Regions from separate parts of the Homo sapiens genome. Here region 2 is linked to region 1. The links are chromatin loops, found by intact Hi-C in ENCODE. Cell type or tissue: tibial artery. All regions are shown on one strand. Links, peaks and the distances in the headings refer to the core of each region. The heading gives the core; the rest is flanking DNA. Region 1 has its middle 20 kb from the start of SLC5A9. Region 2 has its middle 50 kb from the start of LINC01738.

What was found. Hi-C counts contacts between places; a loop is a spot of excess contacts. Peaks named below come from ENCODE experiments on the same cell type or tissue, not always from the same donor. Only the 100,000 strongest peaks of a DNase experiment are listed, where the experiment ranks them.
Region 2: it touches region 1 in a loop (10-fold over the local background); 50 of 110 quality-filtered maps call a loop at or near these places.

Annotation. Positions count from the first base shown.
Region 1 is chr1:48,196,067-48,208,657 of GRCh38, forward strand. No RefSeq gene overlaps it. Among named protein-coding and RNA genes, the nearest start is that of SLC5A9, 20 kb to the right of the region's middle. In tibial artery, for the core only: CTCF peaks have their summits at 6,297 (motif pointing left) and 7,455; a DNase peak (open chromatin) is centred at 6,255; H3K27ac peaks cover 1,125 bases.
Region 2 is chr1:47,732,089-47,744,679 of GRCh38, forward strand. No RefSeq gene overlaps it. Among named protein-coding and RNA genes, the nearest start is that of LINC01738, 50 kb to the left of the region's middle. In tibial artery, for the core only: a CTCF peak has its summit at 6,683 (motif pointing right); no DNase peak of the experiment used is centred there.

The DNA of each region.
Region 1 (12,591 bases), core at 1,421-9,420:
CAGAAACAGATACCCCAAATTCAATGCGTTGACAGGCTGAACAGAAGAAGCCTCAAGGTTTCTCTGACCTTCTCCCTCTGCTGTCTCTCCCAAGGAAGGTGAAGTTCCTTTATCCATACAGTCTATTGTTTTTTTTTTTTGTTTTTTTTTTTCCTTTTTCTGGAGAACGGGGTCTCGCTATATTGCCCAGGCAGGTCTCGAACTCCTGGGCTCAAGCTATCCTCCCGCCTCTTAGCCTCCCTGAGAGCTGGGATTACAGGCGTGAGCCACCGCGCCCGGCCCCATACAGTCTAAAGATAGAGGAATTTCCTTTATCCATACCTACTTCCCCTTCCTGTAAGACCACAAATGTGACCACACCAGAACAGGCCCTTTCACTGTCAAAGAGAACTATTTACAAGTTACTCTCAGTTCCAGAATCCATTCATTCTCCTTCATAATCCTTTATTGCCCCTCAATGGAATTCCTCTTCTCACCACTCCCATAACCTGTTGTCAGGATGTTACATAAGCTTCTTAACCCCATTGCAAGTGAGTAGTCACCCTGTAATTCCCTCCATGTGCACTTTCTGTGCATGTTGCATGAAGGCAGTTCACTTCTTAAATTTGTGTGCATTTTATCCTATTAAGCTGTCTCATGTCGGTGATTTTTCAGTGAGCTTTCCCTACAGTATCATTTCTTTATTTAAATGATATAAAAGCTTTCTGTTCCAGTCACTCCTTCAGGTCTTTGTCCTCTTATAAAGATCCCCATATATGCAGTGGCTCATGCCTGTAATCCCAGCACTTTGGGAGGCAGGCAGATCACCTGAGGTCAGGAGTTTGAGACAAGGCTGGCCAACATGGCAAAATCCCATCTCTACTAAAAATACAAAAAAAAAAAAAAAAAAATTAGCTGGGCGTAGTGGTGGGCACCTGCAATCCCAGCTACTTAGGAGACTGAGGCAGGAGAATTGCTTGAACCCAGGAGGTGGAGGTTGCTATGAGCCAAGATCACACCACTGCATCCAGCCTGGGTTTGGGAGCAAGAGTCTATCTAAAAAAAAAAAGAAAAAAAAAGGAATAAAGTTTGCATGCTGTTCTTCTGTTAATCTGTTTTATGTCGGTTTCATTTTTGGGCCTAGCTAGAAACTCTAAGAGGATAGAAAATTTTTTCCTCTCCCACATATGCATAGGTTTGAATAGAATACTGCTCCTCAAGCTGATGAAACCCCAGCTCCTTTAGGGCTCTATGGGTGGATGTGTTCTTTATCATCCAATTATTAAGATTAAATTCCTGCAACTCAGATTGGGCCGGGCAGAACAAACGTGGCGATTGGCAAAGCACGTGGTTCCTAAGACAGCCTGGGAAAATTTCTTTCTCCCCCAGTCACATGCCCCAGAAACCTTCCCTACCTACTCATTGGCCTTTTATCAACATCAAAGCCTTCCCATCAGGAAGTAAAGATGTTACCCCAACCCACACAGAAGTTAAGGAAAGAGCAATGAAAAATGGATACTACATGCTTTTTGTTAACCTAAAAGGAAAAAAAAAAAGACTGAGGCAAAATTAATATAAGTAGAGAGTTTACTGGGGCCACATTTGAGGACTGAAACCCAGGACCATAGATTCAAGTTGCCCTGAATATACACTCTGATTGGCAACAGTTACAAGTTATTTTTTTGTTTTGTTTTCTTTTGTTTTTTGAGATGGAGTCTCTCTCTGTCACCCAGGCCGGAGTGCAATAGCACAATCTTGGCTCTATGCAACCTCCATCTCCCAGATTCAAGTAATTCTCCTGCCTCAGCCTCCCTAGTAGCTGGGTTTACAGGCACCCGCCACCACTCCCGGGTAAATTTTGTATTTTTGTTTTTAGTAGAGATGGGGTTACACCATGTTGGCCAGGCTGGTCTTAAACTCCTGACCTCAAGTGATCCACCCACCTCAGCCTCCCAAAGTGCTGGGATTATAGGCATGAGCCACTGCACCCAGACTCAAGTTGGTTGTTTTCTTTTGTTTTGTTTTTTCAGACCAGGTCTCACTCTGTCACCCAGGCTGGAGTGCAGTGGCGCAGTCATGGCTCACTGCAGACTTGACCTCCCAGGCTCAAGTAATCCTCCCAACTCAACCTCCCAAGTAGCTGGGACAACAGGTAAGCACCACGACATCTGGCTAATTTTTAAATTTTTGGTAGAGACAGAGTCTCACCATGTTGCCCTGATTGGTCTCAAACACCTGGGCGCAAGCAATCCACCTGCCTCGACCTCCCAAATTACTGGGATTATAGGTGTGAGCCACTGCGCCTGGCCACAGGTCAAGTTTTAAAGGAAAAAAGGAGGAAGTTTCTATGTTGTTTATCAAGATGTTCTTAAAATAACATAAGCTATTGATTGGCTATACATTGTTCTTTGTATCACGAATTTCAGAAACATGAAGATAATGAGTGAGGCAACTAGTCAGGAACAAAATATCTTTAAAAAATTGCCCCCAGATATAGGTGCAGGGTGGAGGTGGGGGTGACTGATGTCCTAAACTCTTGTTTCTCTGGGCCTGATAAGTCTTCTATACCTCACATGACTCAGACTGCTCTGAGTTATTTTTTCTTCTCATTTCCTAAAAGCAAAATCTGATGGATAGCACAAAGGTCTTGCAATCTAGAAAGAAAATTCAGCCATTCTTTCAATAATTATGTAACCACCCCACAGATTCTCCTTACCTACTTCCCAGATACAGCCAGTTTATCAAGACAGGGGAATTCCAATAGAGACAGAGTTTAATTCACGCAGAGCCAACTGAACAGGAGACTGAAGTTTTATTACTCAAATCCATGTTCTCAAAAATTCAGAGGCTTGGGCTTTTCAAGGACAGGGGAGGCAGGGGAACAGGTTCTGCTGATTATTTGAGGATGCAATCCTAGGGGTGTGGAACACGGTTGCAGTACACTGAGTCTGCTTCTGGGTGAGGGCCACAGGACCAGTTAAGTCCAGAGTCGTGGGTCCAGGTGGGGCCATCCAGTCATCATAAATGCAAAAGCCTGAAAAGACAACTCAAAAGGCCAGTCTTAGGTTCTGCAATAGTGATGTTATCTGCAGGAGTAATTGAGGAAGCTGATTTCCAGAATAATGACTAGTCATCATTTATACCTACATCTTAGCCGAATTCAGCCTCCTCTCATCCTCCTAACCTGATGGTCTTAGTTTTACAAAGGTGGTTTAGTTTGGGGAAGGGCTATTATTATTTAAACTATATACTAAATTTCTCCCAAAGTTAGCTTGGCCCAAGCCCAGGAATGACCAAGGTTAAGGGTAAGATGGGGGTTGATTAGATAAGATCTCTTTCTCTGTCATAATTTTCCCACTGTTATAGTTTTTGCAAAGGTTGTTTCAATTAGGGATTTTCTATGTGTCTGGCACTGTGCTGGGGATAATACAACGAGCAAACAAAGGCCAATCCCTGTTCTCTGGAGCTTGTGGGAAGAACACGGATCTTTGAGAGCTCAGAGTAAGGGAGTGGGCCCAGGAGAACTCACTGGCCAAAAGCAAGAGCATGTGCAGAGGTCCTGCAGTGGGAAGAAGTACAGGACATTGCCAGGAAATCTAAGACAATAGCAGGTGAAACATAGCAAAATAGAGGGAGATTTGAGGCAAAATGAGGCTGCAAGGCAGACTGGGCAGGGTCTAGTAGACTATGTTCAGGAATTTTAGCTTTATTCTGAGAGTTCTGGAAAATCACTGAAAGGTTTTAAGCAGAGTGTAAGATTTGGGAAGGACATACACAAATACTCATTTGAAACTATCTCTTTGGCTTGAGTGTGAGAAAAGATTGGAGAAGGGAGGAAAGGCCAGGTCAGTGACTCTGCCATCACCTAAGTAGTCAGTTAACAAACGCTCCATCTAGCCTGCCCCACACGTGCCTGCAACAGGCAGAGCAAAGTAAGGCAAACTCAATCCCACTCTCAAGCAGCTCAATCTTTTCTTCTGCCCACATTTGCCCCCATCCAGTGCTACTTTAGAGACATTCCCTTTTCTCCTTTCTTCTTATTTCCTCAGGGCTAAAGCCTGATAAATAGAGTCTGGCTTTCTAAGCAGAGATCTGCATTTAGGGAAAAGAAATAACACACAGCAACCCCACCCCTCAGTTTTACATTTTTTAACTTAAACAATTCTCTTTTTCCAGCAGAAAAGCCAGGATGTCACTGTTTATTCACAGCCAGGTCTCCACTCTGCACACTAAAAGTCACCGTAGTGTTTGCAGTCCTCACTCAAGCAGTGAGTGTAAAAGGAATTCCATCTGTCTCTAAAGATCTTTTGACAGGAATGAAAGACCTGTGAGGCAGTGGTTTATTCACCACAGCATCTTGATAGCTCAAGCTAAAAAAAAAAAAAAATGGCTAGCAGGCTGACATTACCAAAGCAGACACTACTTCTCTTTTAAAATTGGTTTTCCTGAGGCTAAATGCTAAACTTTATAGTTTTTGTAATTAAATATTATCCTGATAGAGTCAAATCAATTATAGCAGATAATAACTGCTTTGCTTTTGATTCTCTGGATAATGAATTAGTTGTCCTTACCAAATCTGATAGCCCTTTGGCAAATTCTTTATTCAAATCACTCAACACGTTTGTCAAGAAAGAACGTGGTTAAGTCCCTGGAAGCCTGCCTCCAGATTGCCATGGTAGCATCAGCTACTGCAGAGTCATCAAACATACATTTCTCCATATTTCCCTCAAGAGATTTTTGGAAAATGTCCTTTTGAAACACCAACATGAAAAGCTTTGACTGCTGGGCCCATTACATAATTGATGCCTAAGAACTACTTAATTGTTTGGTCAATAGATTCTCTTAGATCTGTTAATCAATTAATCTTAAAAACACAGGTAAAGCAGTAAGGCATGTCTCACATGACTTAGTCTCAACGAGACCCACTGGCTTCCATCACTCCCTGTTTCTTCCTCCAAGTAGTCGCAGTGGATCCTTTAATAACCTGTGAGTCTCCCTTGACATTCAAGCATACATGGGTGTATGTTTACACTCCATTTATTTACCCATCTCAAAGGGAGCCCCATTCCCTTCTGCCCCTCCTGCCCCTCCTTTCTTGGCTCTGCAGCTCTCCAGTTCCTATGGGGGCACCATAATCTTTCTCCCAGACTAGTGGTTTCAGTGATACTCTTCTGCAGACCAGGCTCTCTCTATTTTCCTACAAATACAGATTCCCTCTAGTCAGGCACCAGTCGCCTCTTCTTGGACCCAGCCAAGCCCATTACAAAGGAGAGACATGTCCCTCCTCAAATTTTGGTTAAATACCATGATAATGTGTTGAACATGCTCCCAGCATTTCTTACTCATTGACTGATACTGTCCCTCTGCTTGGACCCTATCTTCTCTTCTTTTTTAACAAAACCCCATTTATTCTTCCTGCCTAGCTCAAACCCAACCGTCTTTAGAAAGCCTTCAATAGTATTCTCACTCGATGAGATGTATTCTTCTTTAAAGCCTTACATCAGCATTGTAGGAAGGTTTTAGAGTCCGAGGCTCACCTAGATGGGCATCTAAATTCTCTGCCACAAATAACAAACCATTTGGCCACTCTGAGCCTTGGTTTCTTCAGCTACAAAATTGCATAGGAATTCTTTGAGGATTAAATCACATTTTAAAGTGTTTTACACCTGGCTAGCACTCAAAACTAAAAGCAACTATCGGTATTATTTATTTTGATCTCTTGCTGTAATTAGGCTCACTTTTATTATAGTGTTTATAAATTCATTTTTGCTTCCTCCTGCACTTCCTCCCCTTCTCCACTGTGAGAAACTTGGGAGACAACCTAACTAATCTTTAGAAGCCCAACCTCAAAAAGGGGCTAGGATGGAGAGCATTTATTACTAGAAAAACTGACATTATCTAGAATTCTCTGTTGTACAATTCAGAAACCATGTGTGTGGTTATTTATATTTAAAATTAAAAATAAATTAACTTTAAAATTGTGTTCCTTGGCCACACTGGCTACATTTCAAGTGCTCAGTAGCCACATGTGGTTAATGACTAAGATTTTAGACAGCACAGACAGAACATTTTCATCATCGTGGAAAATTCTATTAAACCACACTGGTCTAAATTCTAAATGCAATGACGTACTGTTCAGCAATAGCTCAGACTTCCAGCTGCCCAGAAAATCCCCATCTGATGCTAACACTGCAGGCAGATGGGGTCACACATAAAATAGTATATGGAAATACCACTAATGCTTTACTCCTCATCCCTGAATGGGAACGCCTCTGAAAGATGCTGAAACCTGCCCCATTGCGCCACCTTGTGCCCAACCCTTGATATTGCACATTCAATGTGCAAATAATTCTTACATATCCACCATCCCACAAAAAGCCGCAGAGAAGAGAATGTCCTGGGCTTACACAAAGCAACTTCCTAAATGCAATGGACTTTCTGAGTTACTACCTCTCCATGGCAAGGGCTTATGAAACACACACAGATCTCTCCATGCTCTGAACTCCTGTCTCAATGAAAGTCATGAGGGTTGTTGGTGTTTACCCAGGCATTTTACACTTGACTCATCTATTACTGACCGTAAGCATGTAGCAGTGGCACGTGAACTATCACCCCCAATCCTCACAAAAGTCATGCAGTCCCCATCATTATTTTCACTGGATTAGGAAGGAGAGACTTTGAAGAAAGCCATTTGCTCAAGGTCATACAAATAGTAAGACAAGGAGTGGAAAATCAAACCTAGATCTGACTCCCCAATTGCCCAGCTTTCTCTGTTCCCAGATCTAGCTGGAACTTCACTGGAGGAAAGGGATTTGATCTCCACCTTCTTCTGAACCAAGAAAGGTGTAGCCCAGAACTGGGAAGTGAGCAAATTCCTAAGAGGGATGAGCTAGTGAGCTGGAAGGGAGTATTTGTCACAAATAGCAGCTTCCTTTGCCCGACACCCATTTGCTGTATGATAATGGGCTGCGATGGACAGATGGACCAAGAGTCCTGAGATTCAGAGAGAGTTTAAAGAGAAAGCCATAACATTTCAGCCAGTTTCATTATATTTCTGAGATATTATCACAGTGTTCCAGAGAATGTTTACAAAAGTTTCAGAGATATAGATACTTGTGGATTTTCAGAGAGAGAGAAAGATTGGGAGAGTTACACAGAGAACTTAAGAAAATTCAGAACAAGGTAGAGAATAAATAAAAAGTCAGATAGGGTCAGAGATTTTTCTCATACGTCGGCTCCTACTTGCCAGGAACGTCTCAGAGAATGTTCAACATCTTGCTGCAAAATGAAAAGCCCAGTGAATTCCTTGGCTATCTACAAATATTGTATATGGAAGTTAGCCTTACATGGAGAATGAGATGGGGGTAGAAGGGAGTGGAGAAAGGACAGGTACCTAGTGATCTGCCTCATGGCCCAGAAGGCAGGTGGGATGGGAGATGTTAAAGTGTGCTCTACTCCTCCCCACTGTGGTCATCTTTTGTACTGCATATTCTGAAAAAGCCTTTTTTTGTAGGCAAGCTATTTATTGATAATAAAAAATGCGTCATCAGAGAAGACAATCTGGAAAAATACATAAAGGTGCAAAGAAGGAGTAATTCAAAATTACCTTCTTTGATATATTGAGAATAGCACTTTTTCTGCTAGTACATATGTGTGAATGTATATATGCAATATATGAATGGTTTTGATTTTACAAATATATGGTACGTACTCACATATTTACAAATGGAAATCATACTATCTGTAATGCACAAATTATCACACTAAACATAAACCATTTTTTCTCTTTTTATTTACTTAATATTATAAGCACTTTTTCATGTTAAGCAGTCTTTGAAAACACTAACTGCCTGTGTAACATCCCATTCCATCAATGATTCTCAAACTCTAGCAGGTATCAAAATTACCTTGAGGGCTTTAGGAATTCTGAGCCTCACTCCAAGAGTTTCTGAATCAAGAAGTATCAGCTAGGACAAGAATCTGCATTTCTAACAATTTGCCCAATAATGCTGATCTTGCTGGTCTGGGAACTACAAAGTTGTTCACTACGTTATACAAAAATTCCCTTATAGCTGAATATTTAAATTGTTTTTATTTTTAACATGAAGCCACCCCTAGCCCCACCTGGGGCCTCTCAGAGCTTTGTCAGGACCAAGTACCTGGACCTGGTGTTAAATCTGAGTAAAATCTTAATACATGATAATTTTCATAGAATAAATTTCTACAATGGAAATAACTAACTACAAACTTATGAACGTTTTGGAGACTTAATATGTATGTTCAAGCTGACACAAATAACTGATACCAAAGTGTGTTAAAGGAAAAGACATGGGCCTGGAGGTCGGAAACCTGTGTTTAAATCTTGCCCTGCCACTTGCTTGCTGTCTGACCTCGGACAAGTGACTGGAACTCCCTGAGCCTCGGTGCTATAATTACCACATCAAATATAAACAGGAATGGCCTTCTTTTAAGGTCTTGAACTCAGCCCAAATTCTCCAGCCCTATCTTCTGTCTCAGATAGAATACTGGAGTTGGAAGGAACCTAAGACTGTATCTTGCACACCATGAAGGGTCAGTTTCCCATCCTCTGAGCCTAGGGAGCCATCTATACTTACAACATTCACATCATTTATAACAGTACATTATAAGCAGTTGTTTAAGGGTCAGCCACCTTCCAAGTCAGAGCACGAGGTCATTGAAAGAGATTAGGCCTGGTTCATTTCTGAGTCCCAAGTGGCTATTGCATACATGGCAGATAGTCGCGAAATGTTTGTTGACGGAATTGTGAGGAAGGAGCTCAACCTCCACCATTCCCAAGAAGCCCTGGCATGAGATGATGAAGAGAAAAGAGCATAGCCCTGTAGCTGGGAGCCTTGGGGGTACATCTCAGTCTTCCCATAAATTCACTGAGACCCTGAGAAACTGCCTGACTCCCCCTCAGTTTCTAAGGAATCCCTTATCCCTAATTACCACACAGGGCTAGTAGGTGAAGATAAGAACGTGGTGTGTCGTTTAGACTATAAAGGGTGGTATGGCTGGGACTCCTAAGATCCTCCAGCACCATTATCTGTTCCTGATTTTTACAATTTCAGATTCTTGACAGGGCACAAGATCACCCAAAATAATGACAGTGTTTCCCACCCTGCTTCCCGGCTGGATAAGACCACATGACTAAGTTCTGAGCAACAGAATAATAGTGGAAAGGTTATGTGCAATTTCTAGGAAGTATGCTCTGGAATACTGAGGCAATGGCTGGAGTTTGAGCAGCCATGTTAACAATGAGATGGAATATGGTAGAGAAGAAAGATAAAAGGGGCTGTGCACCTTTAAAAATTGTGAATTATCCTACCAGTCCTGTTCTATCTATCTCCAGACTTACATGAAAAAAAAAAATCTTTCCTGCTTAAGCTACTCTTAACTTGGGCATGTATTATAGCCAGATTAATCGCAGCTGATACATATGGTGCTGCTAATGACAATATTTACATTGAATTACACTTTATACTTTATAATAGCTTTCAGGGGAAAGGAAGAAATTAATGTAATATTCACTCATTCATTTATGTGATGAAACAATGACCATCACTGTGTGTCAGGCCCTGGGCCACGTGCCAGGAACAGAAATGAAGCTGGTAAAACCCCTGCCTCCCATGAGCCCACCACTAGCAAGGGAAACAGATGAGCAGTCATGACACAATTGAGCGGTGTGGTAATGAGGGAAGCATGGGCAACTGTGGGGTGCCATAGGACCCAGGATCTAGGAAAAGGCATGACGTCCGGGATGGATGGGAATGGTGGCAGGAGCTGTGGCTCCAGATCCCAGGCTCTGCCTCCGATTGCTAATCCCAGGCTCCTCTGAATCTCCTTGGCTCAATTCCTATGGAGGCATTAGGGAACCTGTGGCCTGTATTTTCCCTCCCAGTGAGGACCAGATGCTGGTTGAAGAGCTCCCCAGAGTCTTGTTGGGATAACTGCAGTCTCTGCTTTCTGTAGAGGATGTGACAAGGTGAGCTTCAGACTCAGGCAGAAGCCACCCCAACTTAAGGCCTCTTGGGGCTCTGGGATTTGTCAGCACCGAGTAGCTGGACCTGGTGTTCCAGGGTGAACACCAGTGTGGAGCCAGGAGAAGCCGTTCACCTGTGAATGATAACAGGGCCAGCACCAACTCCTACTGACTGAGCATTTCTGTGTCAGACCAAGGGGTCTGTGCTTTACACACTCACTTCATACCTCAAGATGACTGTGTGAGGTAAGCCTTGCTGTCCCCATTTCACCTACAGAAAAGCTGAGGCTGGGGAGGGAAAATGAGTTGGCCAGCCTCACACACCTGTGACTGCCCTGCCCGGGCCAGGCTCAGATTCACACGCCTGACTTTTAAAGCCTGGGACTTGAGCCCTCATGGATAATTTAGTCTATCACACTTGAGAGTTCCAAGGTCATTAGAAACTACTGCAGACATCACTTCACAGATGAGGAAGCAGGGACTCACAGTGACATACAGTCTTATCCGGGGTCATCAATGTGCACTCATGACTACTCCATAGTGCTTTCCCAGACAAGCTACCAATAGTGTTTGTGTGTGGGGGGAGGGGGGTGGTGTGTGCATGCGCGGGTGTGCATCTGCTGGACACACCCATGCATGAACTGTAACTCAACACCAAGACCTACTTTCTAAGGTCCAAATGATGGCCATGTCTCTAGTATTAGCTGCCCTTTCCTCCTGTCTTTGTGTGTGGATGCATTGTTTTATTTTTATTTTTTCAGCTTTATTGAGGCATAATGAACAAATAAAAATTATATCTGCTTAAGGTATATGGTGTGATGACTTGATATAGGTATACAGTGTGAGATGATTACCACAATCAAGTTAATTAATACATCTATCACTTCACATAGTTACCATTGTGTGTGTGTGGTGAGAACACTTATGATCCACTCTCTTAGCAATTTTTATATAAACAATTCAGTATTATTAACCACAGTCACCATGCTGTACATTAGAGCCCCAGGACTTACTCGTCTTACAACTGCAAGTCTGTACTCTCCTCCTGTCTTTAGAAACCTGTTTGCCCAGGTACATAGCAGCTGGGCTGCCAGCAGCAACAACAGCTCCCAGCCCTGAGCTGGGGTCTTCCTTCCACATCTGACCCTGGGGGCCTGGAGCACTCTGAGCCCAAAGCAAGACCTCTCTGTTCCAGAACCAAATCTGGTAGCAAAGCCAAGTGCTGTCCCTCAGAGGCCTGGGCCCCGTAGACTGGAGTGAGACTTCTGGGCCTTTCCAACCGCCTCACCTGGGAGTGGAGCTAGGCCACATCCATAACCTTCACAGCCCTCCTGGCACTGTCAGAGCAGCTGTCAGAGGCCAGCAGGAGCTGCTCCATGCCTGGGGAGCTGCTGCCCAGGAGACTGGGCCAGAGAACTAGGGCCCCAGGAGGTTTTATCCAGGCCAGGCTGCAGAGGGCTGCACAGGTAAGAGTTGTCCGGGGCTGGCAGCAGTGAGGTTTCAGTGGCTAGAGTGTACCATTCTCCTTCATTTGCCTTCCTTTCTTTTCTCCACCCTTGGGTTCCTGTCACCATCCTCCTCAGACCTACTCACCTACATAACAATCCTTTCCTCTTGGAATTGAGCATTTAGCCTGTCCACATAGGGTCTCCTTCCACACCCCCGCCACCAGCACTTTGCCATCTGACAGGGAAGCACCCTGAGGCCTTGGCCCTGTTGGTTGAGGGGGGCATACTGTGAAGACAGAGAGCACCTCTCATGGTCTGCAAGGACCCCGTGAGCTTCTTCTCCCCCTGTACCCAGTGCAGAGAGCAGAGGCACTGTTTCCACAATGCCAGGGGCATCACTGGTACTGTATTCTTGGGTAATGGTGCTCCCTGGAGTTGTGCAGTGGGACAGCCTGACACAGGGCCTGGCACAGAATGTGCTCCGTGAGTGGCTGAGATTAATCAATGGAATTGCATTTGTGCATGAACTGAGCTGAGCATAGGCATGTGGGAAAAAAATAGCATCACTAAGCCTTAAGAAATGAGGGCTAGAGGGGGGCAGGAAAGGAGGGATAAGTGAGGGACAGCTGGCAGAGGAGGGCCTGGCACGGCCTCTGGAACTGGGGCCCAGACCCAGTGGAAACCCCTATCCCCAGTCCAGACATCTTTGTGCCCTCTCATGAAGTGGCATTGTTGTCTGGGGTAAATACCCAAGATTCGTTGTGTCATGGCCACGGAAATCTAGGACGCGGACCCCCCAGAGTTAGGTTAAGAGTGGAAGTTAAATAGGCTAAAGAAAGAGAAGAGCTCTCTGTGCATGGGGGTCGTGGAGAAAATGGGTTGCCGCCTCCGTGGTGAAATGCAGATTTTGTAGATGGGCTTGAGGAGACAGTGTCTGATTTACATAGGGCACAAAAGATTGGTCGGATGAGGTGCGTCATTTGCATAGTGTGGAAGAGGCTGACCGCCCCACCCTAATCTTTTCTTATGCAGGTGGGTTCTCCCTGGCCGGAGCCATGTTACCTTGTTCTTTAATGTACATGTCGTGACAAAGAAAAGGGAAGGTGGAGCCTCCATGTTGAACATACCTGGCTTCCAGGTAGCCCTTTTCCATTGGCACAG
Region 2 (12,591 bases), core at 2,590-10,589, 460 kb before region 1:
GTGCTCTGCTAGAGGCTGTTCTTTCCACCACTGGCCTTGGGAAGCAACAGAAGCTGTTCTTCCCACCACCACTCTGGCCTAACGTTCCCTTAATTTCTCATAGAAGAGTGGAGATTGTTCATATCTTTTGATGGGAAGGTTCAGGGAAAATGGAGGGGGCATTCTGTAGAGGATAACATAATCTCTACTATTGGGGGTTTCTCTTAGAGCCCTAGAGCCCAAGTCCATTCTAAAGTCAGTTTCAAAGCATTGCCTGCTTACCTCCCTACATGTCTCTGCAGAAGAGAGGCTGGAGCACCCCCCCACATCCCTCATCCTAGCCAGGAATTCACTGAGGATGTGTATGTTACAAGTTTGGCCCAACCACCACAAGGCCCAATGAGAAGTTTTCTCTCATTTCCACTGTCAGGATCGATGGCTGGCCTAGATGGTTGACAGTAGGGATGTCTACTTCCTTACCCATATTTGTAAGAATGAAGCCTTGTCCTAAGTGTCCCAAGACAATTACATCGGAAAGCAACAATCGAACATCAGTCAGCACACTTCCCAAAGCCTGAGTCATTTAGGCTTAAGTAACCTGTGGAGGACATCATAACCGTGGTCAGCTAGACCCAGCCAGCTAACCCAGCCCAGTTAATTATTACCATTGGTCCTTCAGGTATCATGTCTGGACATATCTCCAGACTCTCAGCTTAGACTGTCTGGAGAACTACTATTAAATAAGAACACACACACACACACACACAGACACACACAATCACACACAATGAAGTCTAACTCATATAGAGCAAAGAAATAGTTTTTCTATTTTTGTGTGTTTTTTTAAAGGACAATAAAACCTACAGAAACACAGCCCTCATCACAACAACAAGATCAAATATCCACTTCAAGCTACTTAAATGTTCCCCAAAAAGAAACTGGAGGGTATTTGCTTTATAAGATATTACTAAATGGCCAGTTCATGTATTTTCCCAAAATGAATAGATATTCTGCCCCCAAAGACTGAAATCACATGTAAATTTTTGTTTTTCTAAAAAACTTTATTTTAAAAATTTATTTTAAATTCATATGACCCTAACTATAGAAGTTACAAAAGGATGTACAGTGAAAAGTCTTTTGCCACCCCTGTCTCCAGCCTTTCAGCCATCCTCTCTCCTGACTCCCACTTCTGGAGGACCCAGTGTCTCTTTCCAGAGATATTTTTATTCATTTGTAAATGAATGTGTGTATATGGTCACCCCATCCTGCTCCTTTTTAAGAAACAAATGGAAGCATACAAAAAATTAGTGGGGCATGATGGCAGGTGCCTGTAATCCCAGCTACTCAGGAGGTAGAGGCAGGAGAATCACTTGAACCCAGGAGGCAGAGGTTGCAGTGAGCAGAGATTGTGCCACTGCACTCCAGCCTGGGCAACAGAGCGAGACTCCATCTCAAAAACAAAGAAACAAACAAACAAACAACAAATGGGAGCATACTGTTCACTGTGTTCTTCTCCATCTCACTTTTTGCACCTAACAATGTATTTTGGAGAACATTCCTTAGCAACTCACTAAGATCATTCTTATTCTTCTCCATGGTTGCAAAGAATGGAATTGATGAGTATACCTCAATATATTTAAATGTCCCCTATTAATTAACAATTAGTTTGTTTCTAATTCTTTACTATTACAAACAATGCTACAAATAACAATTTTTGTACTAACATCACTTTGCAGGTGCATAATTATGTCAGCAGGATAAATTCCTAGAAATAGGGAGTTGCTGGTACACAGAGTACATACATATGTACTTTAATTGCCATTCAAGGGAGCAGAACTAGTTTACACTCTCCAGCAATGTGATGTTGGCTTCAACATATCCTTGCCAACATAGTATATTATTGGATTTCTTTTATCACGGCCAGTCTGGTAGGTGTAAAAGAGATCTTAGTGAAGTCTTAATTTGCATTTCTCGTATTTTAATTGTGAACATCTTTCCACACACTTAAGAGTTGTATTTCCTTCTCTCTGAATTGTGTGCTTTATATCCTTTACTTATTTTCAGAGGTAGGGGTGAAGTGTTGATCTTTTTAATCAATTTTCAGAGCTTACATTTTAAAGGAAATTTACTTTTGCCTGTGATATGAGTTAAAAGTATTTTTCTCAGTTCATTATTTGTCCTTCAACTTTCTTATAAATCATTTTTACATATTTACTTTTCCATATGAACTTTATTTAATTTGTATTATTTTAGATTCAATGGGTACATGTTTCATATGAATGTTAGAGTTTGTGAAGTTCCAAAAGAAAATTTTTTTTTTTGAGACGGAGACTCACTCTGTCGCCCAGGCTGGAGTGCAGTGGTGCTATCTCCGCTCACTGCAGCCTCTGCCCTTCACCCCCCACCCCTCTGGGGTTCAAGCAATTCTGGTGTCTCAGCTTCCTGAGTAGCTGGGGTTACAGGTGGCTGCCACTGCACCCAGCTAATTTTTGTATTTTTAGTAGAGACAGGGTTTCACCATTTTGGCCAGGCTGGTTTCGAACTCCTAAGCTCAAGCAATCCTCCCACCTTGGCCTCCCAAAGTGCTGGGATTACAGGTGTGAGCCATAGCACCCAGCCAAGTTCGAAAAAAAAATCTGTTGATAATTTTATTGAGTGTTTTTGCCATGAATAAAATTTATAGTTTTTTTTATAGTCAAACATTAGCTTTTTAAAAATTTGAGACTTCTTGATTTTGTCATATTTAGAAAGGTCATCCTTGTTCTGAAATTATAAAATCATTCTCTCATGCTCCTTTGAACTTTTATTGTTTTACATTCAAATCTTTGATTCATTTGAAATTTATCCTGAAGTAAGGTGTAAGGTTAAACTCAAATTTACTTTGTCCCAGAAGACTACCTAGTTGTTGCCATACCATTTATTAAATAACGCATCTTTTCCCTACTGATATGAAATGCCACCTTCACAATACACTAAATTCCAGTCTGTATCTTCATCTTTTTCTGGACTTTTCATTCTGTTCTGTTGATCTGTCCGTGTGCCAGTACCACATTGTTTTAATCAGCGTGGCTTTGTAAATGTTGTTTTAACTATAGGGCTAGCCATCCCTTATTACGCTTCCTTTTTAGACTTTTACAGAATATTATTGCACACATTTTGCCATATAAACTTTAGAATTGACTATTCAGTTAAAAAAATATTGTTGATCCTTTCATCAAGATTACATTAAATTTTATATTAACTTAGGGATAACTGGCATCTTTATGACGTTGTGTCTTCCCATTCAGGAACATGGGCTAGCCTTTCCCTTTGTTCGAGTATGTTTTCATGTCTCTTGGGAATGTCTTTAGGATTTCTAGTTGAGTTTATTCCTAGATATTTTATCGTTATTGTTGCTATTATAAGTTTTTCCTCCATTACACTATATCTTCGAATTGAATGTTATTTGTATATATTAGAGCTATTTATTTTGTATTCAACTGAATTCCTGAGCCCTCTTAATCTTTCTGTAGATACTTTCTCAGGTTTTCTCTTCTTCATTTCATTTTTTTACACCTCGATTTTGTTCGTCTTGTCTTACTGCATTGATTAGTACTCATGGAGTCTCAGGGGATTCGATTAATACTCTCCTCTTCCCTGCTCAAGACAGGGAAAGTACAAAGCAGACGCCAGCACCAGTTTTATCCACGAGGACTAGTTATTGGAGAATGTGACTCATATCTGTAAGGTAAGGGGATCTTCTAAAACAGACTTACTTACCATGTCATGGGCACTGTGGGATGAGTGTGGATGCTCTCATGTGGTGGAGTGAGTGGCAGCTGCTCCTGTAAGATTCAGGTATGGGGGTGGGTGCAGAGGGGAAGGTGTATTCTCTGTGGGCAGGTCTCTCCCAAAGTAAGGCTCCCAAATACACGAGTCTAAGCCACTCCATTTTCCCTGGAGTGGAGTGAATAAGGGGTGGAGAAAGGCCAGGTGTGTTATTCTGATTGGGCTCCCTCCAAGATGAAGAAAACATCAGAAGTGGAGAAGAAATAGTTCTGCATCCCTGCCTCCTGCAACAAGTAAATTCAGAATAAGCAAAAATAATAGTAGAAGAAGTGGCCATTCTTATCTTTCTCCTGGATTTCAGTGATAGTCCTTTTGTGACATTAAAGCTGATACTGCTTTTCCTTATCCCAAGGAAGATCTACTTAGGAACATCCATCCATTTCCACTCTATTTTGCATTTTGTTTCTTTTTCATCAAGAATTGTTAAGTTCTGTAACATATCTTGTCATTGTCCCTGGGGATCATCATCTGATTTTTCTTCTTTGCTCTTTTAATATGATGAATAATAGTAGATTTCCTAATATTGACCTATCCTTACATTGTGAAATGAATCCCACTTGGAAATAGTAGTATTCTTTTAATGTTCTTCTGTATCCTGATTGTTAATATTTTAATAAAGATTTTGCATCTAAATCTCTAAGTGAGATTACCCTGTAGTTTTCTTTTTGTTTTTGTACAGTATTTATTGTTTTTTTCTAACATTATGGTCCATTTTTGAAAGATGTTTTGAAGATTTCCTTATTTTTTTCTATGCTCTTGAACAATTCAAATAATATCAGCGTCACCCCATCTGGGACCATGTGTCTGTGTGTGTGTTTAATATTCACAATAACTCTACAAGGGAAGCATTATTATTGTCTTCATTATGCAGTTGAGGAAACCAAGGCCCCAAGCAGTTTCTTGCCCAAAGTCACATAATGAATTAGTGGGGATGACACTTGATTCAGGGTCAAGTCAGACTCAAGGTCAGGTCAAACTCAAAGTCAAACTTCTATTTCCCTTATATGCTCCTTCATGCAGCCACTCTCAAGACAGAGAATGTGGGGCTTGCAACAGACAGATCTTGAGACAACATCTCAGTTCTGCCACTTTCCAGAAGTGTGCCCTTGAACAGATCACTTCACCACTTGACATATGTGTTCCGTTCTCTGACAAATAGGTATAATAATGTCCTCTTCCTCATGGGGTTGCTGTGAGGATGCAATGGGGCAGGATACGAGCAAGAACCTAGTGGAGAAGGATTCACATTCAGCAAGTCTTCAATGCTCACCCACCGTATGCCTGGTAATGCCCACAGGGTGTGGAGAGGAGACATGGCCTCAGCCCCTGCTCCTCTGTAATTGCACAGCCACCACACAGGGTGGTCGCTGTGGCATATCTTAAAGTGGTGGGAGTTGGGGAGGAGCAGTCACACCTGCAGTAACAGCTTTCACACAATTGTCCCCAGTGTTTGATTTGCTCCTCTCAGTAGACTGTGATGCTCTGTGGCAGGCCCAGTGGTTGAGATATGTTCCCTAACGCTGGGATCCAATCACATTTCTAAGTACCGAGGAGATGTTGGCTGAGCCCAGGGCAATGGGAAGACATTTGTGATTCCTTCTTGACCTTGAATCTGGTGGGTCTCAGAAGACCTCGAAACTCTCTATCCCCAGAGTAGAAAAAGTCCAAAGACTTCCCAGTTTGATAATGAGCTTTATAGACTATTTGGAGAACCATTTCCCCACTAATGCAATACAATTGTATTAGCTTTAGTTTTCATGTGGTACCTTAGGCCTCTCAACTTGTTCATCCTACATATGTGCTATTATATATGCTTTGACCTGCGTCTCCCATTCTCTCTTCCCTTCTCTACCTGTAGTAACCACTGTTTTATTCTCTGAAAGAACCATCTTAATACAGATTTATTTCATATTTTTAAATATTTCTTTTCTTTCAGATTATTCTAGTATTTTTTAGGTTTATTCTAATTTTTCATTGTAAATGAAACACAAGCTCATTACATTTTCGGGAATAAAGAAAAATAAAAAATGAATTCCGCAGAACAACCATTAAGAATATTTGAGACTATTCTCTCATAATCTTTCCACACATGTATTTTTATTTTACACAATTGAGATAATACTTCCTACACAAGTTGTAAACTGTTTTCCTACCCCCAAATTAGCTCAAAACTAAGTCCTCACGTTATTATACAGCACTTACATGCATTATTTTAGTGGCATACTATTCAAGCAAGTGGATGTGCTATAACTTAGTCTTCTACTGTTGGGCAGGTTGGTTGTTTCTACATGTTTGCCATTACATGCAGTGATGGATTGTGCTTTCTTATTCATGAACCTCTGCCCACATGATGAAATTACCAGACCAGTTTTTGAGGCATTCAGTCCAAACTGCCAGAACAATGCCTGTGGGTTTAGAAAAGCAATAGTAGCTGAGAATAAGAGAAATACTTGTTTCCTTTCACATGCCTTCTCTCATAACTGTAAGTTCCTCTTGATACCTTGCATGGGGTCTTAAATATTGTTGTTACTCATGAAATATTTGCTGTATTGTAATACCAATTGGAATTATTAGCTAAAGTTGAGAAGAGAAAAACAGAACTGGAGAGAAGAAGGGAAAGACAGGTAGATCAAACATTAGAGGGAAATACTTTGAACCACATCTGTCCCTCTCTCTGCCCTGCTGCAGTTTTCTGTTTTAAAGTCTCCACTAGGCACTTAGGGAATTGTAGAAACGGTAATACATTGAATCCAGGAAAATGAAGTGTGAAGACCCAGAGATGTGCTCAGAACATAAGGTGGAGGGGCCAAGGCAGAGTTGGGCCGCACTAGGCTGGACAGCGGTCAAGGGCTCTGGGGTTGGCCCATCTCATAGATGAACTCTAGGTGGCGCTGTGGCCACAAAAGTTTTGGGCTGAGGAATTTTGGCAAAGCTGTTAGGAATCTGTGGGTGGGAGCGAGGAAGGGAGAGAGGTAAAGAAAGAATAGTGGACTGGAGTGAAGGAGACACACACACACACACACACACACACACACACGTAGATGGGTGGGGGGGTGGGGGTGGTGGTGGCAGGAATAAGTGAATGGCTCAGACAGTGCTTGGTCCAGAAGAGAGAAAATAAACTGAGGGATCATCAAATTCATTCATTTACTTAATATAAGCATTGATCAAGCCCCATCTTGTGCCTGTCGCTGGGACAGATGGTGGGGATAAAAGGGCGCTTGAGCAGCCACCTCCCTGAGGTCCTGTGGCTTATGAGAAGTGAGTGTGATGGCCATCCATTAGCCCCCAGTGAATCAGTAGTGGCAGACTTGAGATGGACCCTGAAGAAAGAAAAGGGGGCCTATGAAGGGCTGTGATGAGGAAGTGACCTGGTTTTGTAGAGAAGGAAGGATTGCAGAGATGGTTGCCCAGTGGAAGGTACTAAAGGTGAGATCTGAAGGTAGCCAAGACTGAACCGGGGAGAGAGGATTGCCTGCAGGCTTGGCATGTTCTGCTCTGCTCCTTCTTTCATGTAGGAAGCATGTTGGGGCAGTGTCTGGCCTGCCTTCTAGAGTTTATCCAGAGTTTGTACCCTCTTTGCTCCTATTATTGTAGTTCAGTGGGCATATAGAAGTGATTCTGCAGGAATATGTTTGCTCTGCTGACCCAAATGCTCACCTGGGTGCATCACCCAAAGGACTTGTGTTGGGATAAGTTTTAGGAAGTATGATTGTGGCCATACATCAAAGCAGCCTTTTCAATCTATATTCACCAGTACTGAGGCTGATATTTTTATCTCCTCCTATATGATTCACATATCTGTCTCTCTGTTGGTTTTGAATGGAAGAGATGAGTGTGAATTATTGCCTTAGAGACAGCTAAATGCAGATGTCAGCTAGGTCTGAAACTTGGACAAGAGGTCTCTCTGGACCAGAGAGATAAATGTGAGTCACCAGTGAGAGATGGGAATGGAGGAGAAGAGAAGAGGTCTTAGGCTGAGCCATGGGGAGCTCCAACATTGAAAGGCTGGGAACAGGAAGATGATCTTACCAAGCGATCAAATGAGGGAGAGTAGAAATAAATTCAGGAGGAGGTGTCACTGAAGCCTGTAGAAGAGGGTGTTTCCACATGATTATCTCAATAGGCACAGAATAGGCTTTCAATAAAATCCAACACCGCTTCATGTTTAAAACACTCAATAAACTAGGTATTGAAGGAACATACCTCAAAATATCAAGAGCCATCTATGACAAACCCACAGCCAACATCACACTGAATGGGCAAAAACTGGAAGCATTCCCCTTGAAAACTAGCACAAGACAAGGATGCATTCTCTCACCACTTCTATTCAATATAGTATTGGAAGTCTTAACCAGAACAATCAGGCAAGAGAATGAAATAAGGGACATCCAAATAGGAAGAGAAGAAGTCAAACTATCTGTTTGCAGACAATGTAATTATATGTGTAGAAAACCCCATGGTCTCAGCCCAACAGCTCCTCCAGCGGATAAACAACTTCAGCAAAGTTGCAGGATACAAAATCAATGTACAAAAATCACTAGTATTCCTATATACCAACAATAGCCAAACCGAGAGCCAAATCAGAAAGGCAATCCCATTCACAATTGCCACAAAAAGAATAAAATGCTTAGGGATACAGCTAACCAGTGAGGTGAAAGATTTCTACAATGAGAATTACAAAACACTTCTCAAACAAATCAGAGAAGACACAAACAAATGGAAAAACATCCCAGGCTCATGGATAGGAAAAACCAATATCATTAAAATGGCTACTGCCCAAAGCAATTTACAGATTCGATGCTATTCGTATCGAATTACCAATGACATTCTTCACAGAACTAGAAAAAAAATTTAAAATTCATATAGAACCAAAAAAGAGCCCGAATAGCCAAGGCAATCCTAAGCACAAAGAACAAAGCTGGAGGCATCATGTTACCCAACTGCAAACTATACTATAAGGCTACAGTAACCCAAACAGCATGGTAGGGATACAAAAACAGACAGATAGACCAATGGGACAGAATAGAGAGCCCAGAAATAAGGCCACACATCTATGACCATCTGATCTTCTACAAAGCTGAAAATAACAAGCAATGGAGAAAAGACTCTCTATTCAATAAATGGTACTGAGATAACTGGCTAGCCATATGCAGAAGATTGAAACTGGAACCCTTCCTTATACCTTATACAAAAATCAACTCAAGATGGATTAAAGGCTTAAATGTAAAACCCCAAACTATAAAAAACCTGTAAGACAACTTAGGCAATACCATCCTGGACATAGGAGCAGGCAAAGATTTTATGACAAAGACATCAAAAGCAATCACAACTAAAGCAAAAATTGACAAGTGGGATCTAATTAAACTTAAGACCTCCTGCACAGCAAAAGGAAACTATCAACAGAGTAAACAGACTACTTACAGAATGGGAGAAAACATTTGCAAACTATGCATCTGACCAAGGTCTAATATCCAGCATCTATAAGGAACTTAAACAAATTTTCAAGAGAAAAAAAAACCCATTAAAAAGTGGGCAAAAGACATGAACAGACACTTTTCAAAAGAAGACATACATGTGACCAACAAGCATATGAAAAAAAGTACAATATCACTGATCATTAGAGAAAAGCAAATCAAAACTACAATGAGATACCATCTCACACCAGTCAGAATGGCTATTACTATTTAAAGTAAAAAAAAAAAACAACAGATACTGGGGAGATTGTGGAGAAAAGGGAACACTTATACACTGTTGGTGGGAGTATAAATTAGTTCAACCATTGTGGAAAGCAGTATGATGATTCCTCAAAGAGCTAAAAGCAGAACTACCATTTGACCTAGCAATTCCATTACTGGGTATATACCCAGAGGAATATAAATCATTCTACCATAAAGATACATGCACATGAGTGTTCATTGCAGCAGTATTCACAATAGCAAAGATATGGAATCAACATAAATGCCCATCAATGGCACAAGATAAAGAAAACATGGTACATATACACCATGGAATACTATGCAGCCATAAAAAAGAATGAGATTATGTATTTTGCATGAACATGGATGGAGCTGGAGGCTATTATCCTTAGCAAACTAACTCAGGAACAGAATATCAAATACCACATGGTGTCACTTATAAGTGGGAGCTAAGTTATAAGAACCCGTGGACACAAAGAAGGAAACGATAGACACTGGGGTCTACTTGATGGTGGAGGCTGGAAGGAGGGAGAGGAGCAGGAAAGGTCACTATTGGGTACTGGTCTTAATACCTGGGTAATGAAATAATATGTAAAAACAGACCCCTGTGACGTGTGTTTACCTGTGTAACAAACCTTCACATGTACCCCCAAACCTAAAATAAAAGTTAAAAAAATTCCCATTAACCGATGGGAGCACTTTGGTTTATAAGAAAAGGCACTTGGAGCTTAGGAGAAAAACTAGCATGGTATATGAGCTTTCCCTTACTGCCTCCCTCATACCTTGTAAATTGTCACAGAAGTCTCCCTCACTAGATTCAGTTTTAGAACAGGAACATAGTTTATTTTTGTTAAATCAATCAAATACATTTACCAAATACTGCTTAACAAAAAAAAAGAAGGTGTCTGTTAGGTTAAGAGAAAGGGAGGCCGTTGGTGACCTTAGCAAGCCATGTTTGGGAGAGTGATGGGGGTCGTATAAGCTGGATTGCAGTGGGGAAGAGAATGGGAGATGAAACAGAGGTAGCTAGTGTAGACAATTCTTTTGAGGAGTTTGTGTGAGGTGTAGGAGTAGGCACCTGTCATTCTTTTTGGTTGCCCAGTAACTGCATCATCTCCCTATTTTTGGAGAATTCTCTACCTATGAATCTTGCTGAGAAACAGAGCCTGTCTCACATTACACATGAGGAAGGTACCAGATAAATACAGTACCTGTCTTCCCAGCTGGCCTGGAGTGGGGATGAACATAGGACAAGGCTTATGTATCAGAAGTGTTATCCCAGACTCAAAATCAGGAACAAGTAATGCACAAGAGGAATGTGTTCTGAGAGCACTGCTGGCTGTAAAATGATGAGTTCCTGGGATAGCAGAGCTAGCTACAGTGGTGTAAGCAGGGCTCACCATGGCACCAACAGAAAGGGAAGCGGTGGTAGTGGTAGTGGTGATGGTGTTAGTGGTGGTGATGGTGGTGGTGGCAGTGGTGGTGATGGTGGTGGCGGTGGCAATGGTAGGGGCAGTGGCGATGGCAGGGAGGTGGCAGTGATGGTGATGGTGATGGTGATGGAGGTGATGGTGATGGCCATGTTGGTGGAAGTGATGGTGGTGGTAGTGATGGTGGTGATGGTGATGGTGGTGGTGGTGGTGGTAGTGATGGTGGTGGTGGTGATAATGGTGACGGTGGTGATGGTGGCGGTGGTGGTGGTAGAAGTGGTGGTGGTGGTAGTGATGGTGGTGGTGGTGATAATGGTGATGGTGGTGATGGTGGTGGTGGTGGTGGTAGTGGTGGTGGTGGTGGTGGTGATGGTGATGGTGGTGGCAGTGGTGATAGCGGGAGTTGTGTTGGTGATGGTGGTGGTGGTGGTGGTGGTGATGGTGGTGGTGGTGATGGTGATGGAGGTGGTGATGGTGGTGGCAGTGATTATGGTGATATTGGTGGTGGTGGCCATGACGGGGGTGGTGGCAGTGATGGTGATGGTGATGGAGGTGATGGTGGTGGTCGTGTTGGTGGAAGTGGTGGTGGTGATGGTGGTTTTAGAAGCAGACCCAAACTGGTTTCTCCAGCCTCCTGGCAATTCTGTAAGCCAACCAAGTATGTGCGCACCTGTTAATTATGTATGTATGTATGTATGTATGTATGTATAGCTTTAAAAGTACACTTTATTGAGGTACAAGTCAATGAATTTTGAAAAATGTGTACCCCTATGTGATCACTTTTGTAATCAAGATATGGAGCACTTCCATCACCCCAAAAAGTTGCCTTGTGCCCTTTTGCAGTTCATTTCCCACCGACTTCTGGTCCAAGGGAACTGCTTATTGGTTTCTATATCTATAGTTTTTCCTGTTCTAGAGTTTTATACAAATTCAATCAATATTGTTGTATCTGACTTCTTTCCCTCAGCTTAATGTTCTCGAGAGTCATCCATGTAGGTGTGTGCCTACCTACAGTAAACATGTTTATCTACAGTGGTTAATGCTTTCTTGGTGCTGGATCATATTCTGCACTATTTAATATACTGCATGTGCTTATCCACTCACCTGTTGGTGAATATTAAAGCCATATCCAGTTTTTGGCTACGATGAATAAGGCTGCAATGAACATTTGTGTACAGGTCTTTTTGTGGACATATGTTTCAATATCCTTTTAATCAGTTCCATTTTTGCTTAAATCAGCAAGTGTTGGCTCCTGTTACTTGTAGCTAAGAGATCTGACTGCAATAGAATGAGAGGAGGGAAATTAGCTGGCAGCTGGAAGGGGATGTTAGGTCACAGAGAGGATTTTATTTTTAAGGTGTAAAAGACTTAAGCATGTTTAAATATTGATGCTCATAATCTGGTTGAGAGGGAGCTGTTGAGAAGAGAAAATTGATCTTGTGAACCCCTGCAAAGGTGGGAGGGGAAGAGTTCCAAAGCCGAGGTGGCAGAAATGTCTTTGAAGGGGAGCAGAAGCAGGGCCTCAAGTGGAGCAAAGGGGAATGAGGAGAGGACAGGAAGGTGGGTATGGAGGGAGGGTAGCAGGAAGTTGAGGAAGCTCTCATCTAAGGTCTTCAACTTTTACTGGGAAGTAGCAGGCAAGATTACATACTGAG